2 separate regions of the Homo sapiens genome follow, and region 1 is linked to region 2. Evidence: chromatin contacts called from ENCODE Hi-C or POLR2A ChIA-PET data. All regions are on one chromosome and are shown on one strand. Each heading gives the region's core, a stretch centred on a gene start or an enhancer-like site at or near the end of the contact. The rest is flanking DNA. Distances are from core to core; before and after follow the strand shown.

The links. Hi-C counts contacts between places; a loop is a spot of excess contacts on that map. ChIA-PET counts read pairs that join two places held with the same protein, here RNA polymerase II (POLR2A). Pooled maps may share reads with other maps.
Region 1: a loop to region 2 is called in a pooled map, with 7 times the contacts of the local background. The contact joins two enhancer-like sites. A Hi-C loop is called at or near these places in 4 of 37 single-sample maps with no recorded cell type and 5 of 50 pooled maps. POLR2A ChIA-PET finds 5 or more read pairs at or near these places in 4 of 52 experiments (GM12878, SK-N-SH, activated B cell and 1 more).

Annotation. Positions count from the first base shown.
Region 1 is chr12:94,618,518-94,623,746 of GRCh38, reverse strand. The region is part of intron 1 of TMCC3 (transmembrane and coiled-coil domain family 3); the gene reads left to right. Among named protein-coding and RNA genes, the nearest start is that of TMCC3, 29 kb to the left of the region's middle. RefSeq lists enhancers at 1,705-2,024, 2,365-2,484. Within about 2 kb of position 1,911, at least 13 of the 41 ENCODE cell types and tissues checked have a DNase peak (open chromatin) inside an H3K27ac peak, as active enhancers do.
Region 2 is chr12:94,872,150-94,877,305 of GRCh38, reverse strand. No RefSeq gene overlaps it. Among named protein-coding and RNA genes, the nearest start is that of MIR492, 40 kb to the right of the region's middle. RefSeq lists silencers at 3,272-3,371, 3,382-3,991, 4,052-4,171. Within about 2 kb of position 2,210, at least 3 of the 41 ENCODE cell types and tissues checked have a DNase peak (open chromatin) inside an H3K27ac peak, as active enhancers do.

The sequences.
Region 1 (5,229 bases), core at 662-3,161, 250 kb after region 2:
GGTGTAATGGGTGCCTAGCCCACACGTGTTTCCTTAGGCAAGTAGCCAGGGCATTTATTCGGGATTCCCCCAAGGGGTAGCTGGTGTTGTATAGACGTGGTGGTAGTTGTACGTGGGTGTAGCCAGACTGGCCCCTGTGCCGGTAAAGATGGACACCGTGCTCTCTTTACAGCCAAGCTTTACAGGCTGTGAATTCGCTCCTGAAGAATAAGAAGCATAACAAAATGTACAACACCTGTGAGAGCAGAAATAAGTGCTGGTTGAATGAAGGAATAGCTCTGGCTTTGGGAGCCAGGCAGCATTCTAGCCTGGTAGCTTGAACAAGCTGCTTAAGTACTTAAGCTTTCTGAGCCTTGGTCCCTCATCTGCCAAACAGAGGTGGCATTGCCTCAGTTACAGGGTCCTGACGTGATGACGTAAAAGTGCCCAGCTCATGGTAGGCACTCAACAAATGTTAATTCTCTTCCCTTAAGTAGCTCTGCTCAGTCCACTCTGCTTAGTCTCAGATTTTTTTTTTTTTTCCTGCAGATTTAGTCCAGGTCCAGAACACAGGATTGATTGTATTGTTTAGAATATCTTTTCTTTTCAGAGAAATAATGAGCTCTTGGCAACATTAAGTATTGATGGAAATGAATATTGCAATTTGGCAGCTGCTGATTGACACATGTTTGCTAAACAGCTACTCAAATTTCAGAAAGCTTGCCTAGAAGAAGAAGAAAAGTAAGATATCCCAAGAATATTTTTTACCTTCTTTGCCTAGGTATTTATTTGTAAAATCATTTTCTTTGGAAAGTTCCAGCTGAAACATGAGCTAGCTTTGGCTGAAGAGTTCAGGTGAGCCTACATAAAAGATTAAACTTCAGTAAATACAGAAGTGTTGAGGTTTTTTTGGAGCCTCTTTGCCTTGTAATTTTTTTTTTTTTTTTAAGAAAGAGCTGGTCTTTTGGTCACTGGGTCTTTTTTTATATCTGCAGGGAAGTCATAGTAACAGGCTCCGTGTCTGATTGGGTTCCATGGCAACAAAGGGTTGTGACTTTATTAAAGGAGAGTTGAGCATGCCAAGAAAGATAAAAATCAGAGTATGGAAAATGTCCGACCAGATGAATGTGTTTTTTGGATCACATGTGCCCTGGACTAGAAAGGTTTCCTGAGTCGACATCAGTCTCCATTACAGATTTGAATCGCACTGGGTTATCATTAAGGTCATAGGGATCAGTGCTTATTTTAAAAAAGAAATCCATCTACTTCTTTGCTTTTACCCATTCATTCTTCCTTTTTTAATGTCTCGGTATATTTACAAAAATCAAAACAGTGATGGTAAGTACCTAACAAGAGAGGATTCTGGCTTTTCAAGGGAGAAAAGAAATATAACATATTCTTTGTGGAACTGATTATAGCTGTATGTTGTGAGATCGTGTGGGAGGGCCAATTAGAGGCAATTATATCTCGATTGAACTCTCCCTGAATTAAAGCTTGCTGGATGCTTTCCAAGCTTGGGGGGTTTGGTTTCCCATCCATGTTTCTCTTTGATGGGTTTGGAGATCCTGGTTTCAGGCCATGGGTGTGGAGTACTCCTCTCTCCCAAAAGTAAGGAGCAGGCTGTTGCCATAACCAAAAGTGTGTGGTAATTAGAGGTCTTTTGCTGAAGGTACTAATATTTGACCAAGAAATGGTGTGATCCGAAAACTTTGAATTGTCCTGTGTTCCCGCTTCACCTGGTTGTTAACTGTGTGGGGCTGGGTTTACTTTTCTATGAAATGTACAATTGTATATTTCTCCTACTGATACTGAAAGTGAAAGAATTCCGAGGGCAGGTTGACGTTGGACACTTTACCATGTCAGTCATCCTTTAAACCAGTGGTGCGTTCTGACATGCCCCTGGGTTCAGGCTTTATTAATCACTTGGGGCCTCTTCCTGGTGAATCAGAAACTGCACAGATACTGGGGCTCTCATGATTACACATAATATAACAAGCAGTATTGGTCTAAGAGGGAAGAATTAGCTCACCAGGTTTCACAGCTCCCAGCTATCATTAATCAGCTATAAGTCCTTGGTGAAATCACTTAAACTTCTTGGGCCTTGATTTCCTTATCTTAAAATGAGTTTGACCTAAATTGGTGTTTCCTAACTTTCCTGTTTAGATAAAGAACCTGGGGTACTGCAGAACCTCCAGTAGAGATTTCCTGATTCACTGGTCTGGGGAGTGGGAAAGATCACTGGGGCTCCATCCACTCTTAACAATTTGGTGTTCGGGATATACTGATCTAGCTCAATAGTTTCAAACTACTTGGACATAAGAATGGGGTGGAGGTGGGAGGTAGAAAGGCGGCTGTCAGATGCACAGTCCAGGTTCTGTCCCTGAGATTGCCTGAAGCTGTAGCTTGAGAAACACCAGCCCCAAAGGCTCTTCCACATACTGGTCCTCACTTCCTCGAAGGAGCCAGAAGAGCTGTGTCAACTGAGAGAGCCTGGTGGGTTTGCTTACCCGCAGTGTTAACTCTAAACCCCATATCAGTGTTTGAGAAAGTTACTTATTTTAAAATCTTAGAGTACTGCAATAGTTTGTTCATAGAATTCTCTGTGCTGTGTTTCTTTTGGATAACACAGCGTTTTCTAAGCATGGTTACTTTAGGTGTGCACGAGGCAATGCCAGCCACATCCAAATTACCTGTGGAGCTTGTTAAAAAATATACAGAAGATTCAATGTGTCCTTCATAGGGCCTGGGCATCAATCTTGCTTAAGACCTGAAGGATTTTGTGTTCTTTTTAAGGTTTAGGGCAAAACCTTACAAACTGACCCTACCCTAATTTCCTCAGTGAAATCGACTTTAAGTATAAACACGCATGTTTAGCACAAGGGGAATGGTTTACATTGAGCCACTTAGATTGTAGAAGAGTCAGCAACACATAAAGTGCCTTAGAGAAAAATACCCTGACCTGGTTAATGATTAAACCATTAACTGCTAAAGCAGACCCATTCTAATGTATATCTGGTCTATACAGTTTCTATTTGTGCCTAGTTTTTCTAGTTCGTGTTTAGCAAAGATTAAGTGATATTGTTTAATGAAGTGTTTAGTAGCTCTAAATGATAAAGGTTCACATTTTTTTCTATTAAGTAGCTTAAGTGTGAATTCATTTGAAAAAAAAAAAATTCCACAGGCCCTGCACAGTAGCTCATGCCTGTAATCCCAGCACTTTGGGAGGCCGAGGCAGATGGATCACCTGAGGTCAGGAGTTCAAGACTAGCCTGGCCAACATGGTGAAACCCTGTCTCTACTAAAAATACAAAAATTAGCTGGGCATGGTGGTGGGCTCCTGTGATCCCAGCTACTCGGGAGGCTGAGGCAGGAGAACCGCTTAAACTTGGGAGGCGAAGGTTGCAGTGAGCCGAGATCGCGCCATTACACTCCAGCCTGGGCGACAGAGCAAGACTCTGTCTCAAAAAAAAAATAATAATTATTAAAAAAAAAAAATTTCCACAGTACTAAAGGGCTTAAAGCAAAATTAAAGTGTCTTTTTCCAGCTTCTTGTCCTTTTCCCCAGAGATAGCAATGATAATAATGTTATGTTTCTTTTTTTTTCTTGAGACAGTCTCGCTTTTGTTGCCCAGGCTGGAGTGCAATGGCACTATCTTGGCTCGCCGCAACCTCCGCCTTCCGGGTTCAAGCGATTCTTCTGCCTCAGCCTCCCCAGTAGCTGTGATTACATGCACCCGCCACCACGCCCAGCTAATTTTGCATTTTTAGTAGAGACAGGGTTTCTCCATGTTGGTCAAGCTGGTCTCGAACTCCCGACCTCAGGTTATCCACCTGCCTCGGCCTCCTGAAGTGTTGGGACTATAGGCGTGAGCTACTGCGCCTGGCTGCAATGTTATGTTTCTTATGTGTCTTTACAGAAATAGTCTTGACACAAAATATACATATCTATTATTTATTTAACCAGTCGCCTATTGATATGCGATTTAAGTTCCTCCCAGGATGATGTTTTTTCATGTTTCTTTTGCTTTGTAATACTGTATTGAAAACTTGTGTACATTTTTCTCTATAACCATATTTAGATAAATTTCCAAAAGCAAAACTGTTAGGTCAAAGGGCATGTGCCTTTTAAATGAGAATAGAGGCAAACACATTGTCCTCCCAAAGGTTGCACCAATTTGTAGGATAAATCTTTTATTTTCAGAAGGATTCCTGGGCTCAGCTGAGTCTGATGCAGCAGGCAGCTATCCATGTCTACTAACCACAGGAAACTCAGGGGCCTCTGCCTGGAGGAATGACATGAGCTATGAGAAAGAGGAGAATGTAAAAGGTGTTTAAAGAGTTCAGAGAGAGAAAAAGCTAGGGACTGGCTTAGTAGGGAATCCTGAATTTACAAGGAGAGTGCTTTGGGTCATAGGTTGCAGGTCCTGATCTGGGTTTTGAAGAAAGTAAGGCAGCCCTGGGGCATAAGGTAATAGTGAGAAAATCCTGCTCTAGATCAGGCAAACCATTTCCTGGATGTGACCTGCTCCTGTAGTAGAAGCCGTAAAGCAATTTTGAGTGAAGCATCATAATAGCACGGAGATGCTGTTCATTTTAAACACCACCTCCAGTGTGAGTCATGGTGGAGTCAGACGTGTGTAAGTGTGTGTAATGCATATGTCAAAGTCATGTTTAAAGGGAAAGGATTACGTCTCAGTAGTCTCTCCCTGAGACTCTGCACCTCTCGTCAGTGTCTGAGGAATAACTCAAGTAGACCACGGGCTGGGTGCCATGGGGAAGTTGCCACCTCAATGGCAGATTCCATCTAATGTGGCCATCTGTCTGCTTTCATTTTTCCCCCTATTGGCAGTGGGGTAGGAGAGCATCTTGTAGACACGACAAAAAGTTGAGTCTATTCACAGCTGGGAAGTTCAAGTCTATTCAAGGCAGAGAAGAACTGGAAGGTATCTTGGTTCTATATGTCAGTGGGGTGTCAAAATCTTAGAGGTTGGCTAAGAAGGATGGAGATGTGTATTGTGTGTTTAATGGGAACCACCCAGAGTTCAGAAACATCCTAGAGAATCAAGAACCTCAGGTTCAGACTACATATGTGAGCGAGGAGGAACTTGTTCTTCCTCGGCCCTTGGGGACCAAAGTGTCCTCTCAAACTGGTCATGCTTGAGGCATGTCACATGTGCCCAGGTTGAAGACAGCCAGGAATAAGAGTAGTCCTAAAGACCATTAGCTCTGAATTGGATCATTGTCTACGTT
Region 2 (5,156 bases), core at 961-3,460:
CTTTGGGAGGCCGAGGCAGGTGGATCATCTGAGGTCAGGAGTTTGAGACCAGCCTAGACAACATGGTGAAACATCGTCTCTACTAAAAATTCAAAAATCAGCTGGGAGTGGTGGTGGGTGCCGGTAATCCCAGCTACTCGGGAGGTTGAGGCAGGAGAATCGCTTGAACCTGGGACGCGGAAGTTGCAGTGAGCCGAGATGGTGCCTATGCACTCCAGCCTGAGTGACAAGAGTGAAACACTGTCTCAAAAAAAAAAAAAAAAAAAAAAAAATTAAGGCTGAATAACAGTGTTTGTGACTGGTGGAGAAGTTAAACAATTAAGAAAAAAGGGGAAAATATAGTGTTCTTAAACATTAGATGGTTTTCAAGGAATCAAATAATATGGCTGAGTTTAGAAGGCTAATGGAGATATGATAATATGAAACAGATAGACAACTCTATCATTAAAATATTTTGAAGATTCTTTAAACATATGAAAGAAACAAAGACCTTTCCCCCTCCCCCTGGAATAAAAAAGGGGGAAATCTGATTCAATCTAGTTTTACTTTTAAATTGATTCTTCAGGGTAGTTAATGAGAGCATTGGAAACATGAGGATTTCCATAGATGGCCAGTGTGACCGTGTTCCATTAGCAACTGACGTGTTGTTATTTATTTGGTACAGTTGAATAACATTCTTGGTTTCTGAAGGGAATTTAAAAATGATTCAGGCTAACTAATACTTCAAGATCATCCTAACAACTACTTAACTGAAACTGACTCCCCTCCCCCACACCAGGAGTCTTATTCAAGTTTAGTAAGAAATGAACATTAGGACGGGCTCGGTGGCTCACGTCTGTAATTCCAACACTTTGGGAGGCCGAGGTAGGTGGATCACCTGACGTTGGAAGTTCAAGACCAGCCTGGCCAATATGGTAAAATCCTGCCTCTACTAAAAATATAAAAAATTAGCTGGGTGTGGTGGTGGGTGCCTGTAGTCCCAGCTACTTGGGAGACTGAAGTGGGAGAATTGCTCAAACCCAGGAGGCAGAAGTAGCAGTGAGCCGAGATCGCGCCACTGCACTCCAGACTGGGCACGACAGAGCAAGACTCCGTCTCAAAGAAAAGAAAAAAAAAAAAAGAACATTAAATTGATTAGATATCACATTTGCAAAGCAAAGAGTATTAATTAGAAGGAGCAGGAAGAGGTAATGTTGTAGAAAGCAGCACAAGTAGTGTTAAAACAAGGCGCTGTGGTGAGATCACACAAACCAATGAAGTGGCTAACACTGTATCTCCAGGTTAAGATTTCTTACAATGCTGAGCAAGAATACTGATACTCTAATACTCACATAGTAATACTCTAAATCTTGAACTTTACTTCTGGCTAGGCCTTTAATGCATCTATTTAGTCCAAGTTGTCATTTTACTGATGAGGAAGCTAAGGCTCTGAGATGTCAAGTGACTAATCTATGACAAAAGCTCACGTTTTTACTTCCAGGAACACCTTTACACAGTTGCACCTTTTCTATGAAGCAGAGGAGGGCAGTATTGCATGGGCATTAAGTGAGAGGGTCCTCGTGTCAGACTGCCTGAGTTGAAATCCAGGCTGTGCCACTAACAAGCTGTATGATCTCGGGCAAATGACCTGCCCTCTCTGAGCTCGAGTATCTCCCTCTAAAAAAACCATAATATCCCAGTACGTACTTCATAGAGTTGTGTGGATTGAAATGATAAGACAGGTATGGCTCAGAAGTACACTTACTAACATTGTTATTTTCCCAAAGAAAGGCAAAAACATAAAAGCTCAATCAGAAGAGATTATATATCCAGGGAGGAAAAAACCCACTGCATACAGATCATAAGATAAAGTAAAAAAGGGACATAGCAAGTGTCATTAATTGTCGTTTCTTACATTTCCCCCTCACACATCAGTCACTCCTCCCCCTATCTGTGCTGATAGGCACCAAAGAGAAATCCAGACAAAATGTTTTTATTCATTAGATCATTAAGGTACTTCGTGTAATATTACGGTCTCTATAGTGCTGCTGACAATCAATGTTAGAAAATTATAAAGGTATTTCTTTGGCAGTGGTGATCTGCCAGAATAACTGGCATAAAGGCAATGCCAAAGCTGAAACACTCATGAGAAGTGTTTACCCGGCACAAGCCTTTGCATTCCCACTGCTGTCTGCCTGCATACCTGTCACAGCCGCTTTGGAAACACAAGCGTCCTTGGATGCTTTTCAAAGGATCCTCTGACAAACAAGAGATATTTTTTTCTACACAAAATTCAGGCTGCCTTGAGTTCCGTGCTATTTGATTTACTTTGTTCAGCAGTCGAAGCAGAATAAAATCAGATTTCTTCCTGGAAGACCTTCCCACATCATTCCATCCTGTTCTTGCGGATTTAGATCCTGCATTCTGAGCTCAAGGGTGTGCAGCGTTTTCATGATCTGGGGAATACATTTTTCCCCCTTCTCATTTTTTTCCCGCAGAAGCATTAGCATTTGGGGATGGGCTCCCGTGTTGTTTGGAAAAGTTGGGGTGGAGGTCGATTGTGAAGAGAAAGCTGTGCACACAGGGGACTGCTAGGAAAACCCGTGGGTTTCGCTGGAATGGGGATGCTGACCTCTTCCCCTGCCGAGCTCCTTCACCTGAATGAGACCAGACGGTCTCTGTTCCACGGTGTTTCCTCCAGCCCCGGGTGGATCTGCTGTTTACCGCTCTTAACTCTCTTCCCACCCCTCCTCGGAAAGCTTTATGAATGCTCAGGACTTTCAAAAAACAATCGCAGAATCTAAAGAATGGTAAAGGGCCGACGCACTGGCTCACACCTCTCATCCCAGCACTTTGGGAGGCCGAGGCTGGAGGGTCGCTTGAGGCCAGGAGTTCGAGACCAGCCTGGGCAAAATGGCGAGACACCAGTCTCTACAAAAGAATAAAAATACAAAAATTAGCCGGGCGTAGTGGAGCACTCGCCTGTGGTCCCAGCTACTGGGAAGGCTGAGGCGGGAGGATCGCTTGAGCCTGGGAGAATCGCAAGGCTGCAGTGAGCCGAAATCGCGCCCCTGCGCTCAGCCTGGGGGACAGAGCGAGACCCTGTCTGAAAAATTAAAAAGAAAACGAAGAGTAGGAACGGACATTAGCGGGCCACCTTCCCATCCCATGGGGAGAATTTTAAGGTGGTACTTTTAAGGCGGGTGAGAATTGCCATCTGCGCTCTCCGCCAATCCACTCTTGCTCCGCAAACTTGGGGTCCCTGTAGGGTGGGCCCAGCTTTCACCCCAAAGCTTCTCCAGCTCAGTTCTGGGGGCCGCGGGGCAGGCATCGGAGACTCGCTCCGCTCCTGGTGGGGCCAGAACTCGAGGAAGAGGAGAGGGGCGAAGCGGCCCGAGGAGGCGGGGACGCTGCGACGGCGGCAGAAAGGCCCCGGGGCCCCGGAGCTCCGCGAGCTCAGTGCGCCCTTGGCCGGCTCCGCGCCTCCGCCGCAGCCCGGGAGAGCCCCGGGGACCCCGCGGCCAGCGCTACCCCGCCCCGCCCCCGCCGGCTTGGCGGCCGCGGCGCAGGCGTGTGCAGGAGGGGGCAGCGCGGAGCTCCCGGCCGGCCGAGCGTCGCCGCCGGCCCAGCCCTTCTCGCGCCCAAGTCGCCGAGCCCCGCCCGGACGGCCCAGACACCATGCGGAGGGTGAGTGCGCCGTCGCCCCGGGGTGCGGGGGCGGGGGCGTGCGCCGGGGTCCTCCCAGCGGGAATAGTGAGGGTGCGGCGGGGACGGACCTCGGCGGGGAGCGCGGTCGCCCCCGGGGGACTGAGGAGGGGAAGGGGCGCCGCGGGGACCCCGGGCCCGCACTCTTCGGGGCTGCGCTGGCACGTCGGAGCCCTGGGCCCGCGCTTGCGAGGTGGGCTGCGCCCGGCACTCCGCCCCACGCCTGCTGGCGAGCCCCTTCTCCGGCTCCCCTGACGCCCGCCTGGCTGCCAGAATTCTGCCCAAAGCCCCGGTCCTTCTTTGGGAGCCCGGGCAGCTCTGCTGGGCGTCGGTGGGGCTCCCTTGGCGCACACCCCAGAGACGGAGCCAGCCCCAGGTCCGGGCCAGGTGGGCGACAGGTCGAGGCCGGGGCTGGGGTTGGGGAGAGGAAGGATGCCTGCACTCCGGCATTTGGAAGGCGCGAGCCTCCTCCAGGCACGGCCCGCCGACGGCGCGCAGCTCCTGGCCTGGGGCGCCCTCGGGGGCTGCGGCTGCTGCTTTACCGGCAGGTGCCAGGGAGCCCGCGCTCACCCCCACCCTCCAGCCAAGGCTGCCTGTGGAAAAACGAAAAATAAACAGGCTCAGCTGCAGTGGCTCTTCCACCTCCAGGGACAGCTTGGGGGACTGGTGCTGCTTGTTGTTAGCCCCGGAGAGAGCGCAGGCCCTAGTGCAGCTCGTTCTTACTTGTCTGGGGAAGTTAATTGACACGAAGATGCTGGCGACTTTGTAAGTTACCAGACCCGTTTGTATTTTAACTTTGGAAATGGAAGGTGCTTTAATCAAATACAGGATCTCAGCATTAATATGTGTGGAAAAGCAGTAGAGGAAACTTAAGGAAATCCTATTGGGTACCCTCCACATTGTCCCAGAACTCCTAAGGCCACCCTGAAGACAGTTTACGCGCCAAGGAAGGGGTGGAGGGGTATTTTCTGAAGAGACAAGGCTGAGAAGAAATGGAAGAAAACCAAACCAAAACAAAACAAAACAAAAAAAAAGAAGAAAACAAAAACGGAATAAGACTCTCCCACCAGAGTCCATGCATTTCTCTAGGTTGGAACTTGAGGTTGGCTTGTTGTAAGGTACGTAGGCGCCTATTGCTTTGGTCATCTGAGTGGCCCTTTCAGAGATTTCCGCCTCTCAGCGGCTGGGCTGCTCCCAAGGGAACTCGGGCCCCTTTTGGCTGGTGGTACCAGAATTAAGTGTTCTGTGTGTGTGTGTTGAAGGGGGTGTCTTTGGAGGGAGTATAGAGCAAATGTGAATTGGCCCCAGCTGCCCCTGGAAAGTCTCTCAATGAGCTGACACGGAAATTTACCTGGCTTATACTTTTGGAGCTAGTCCAGACCTGCTCAGGTGTTTCTGGGGAGAACAGGATTCCAGCCAGGCTGGCCAGCTAGTTTGGCATGCAGCAGAAATGGAAACTGGCCGTGGTGAGG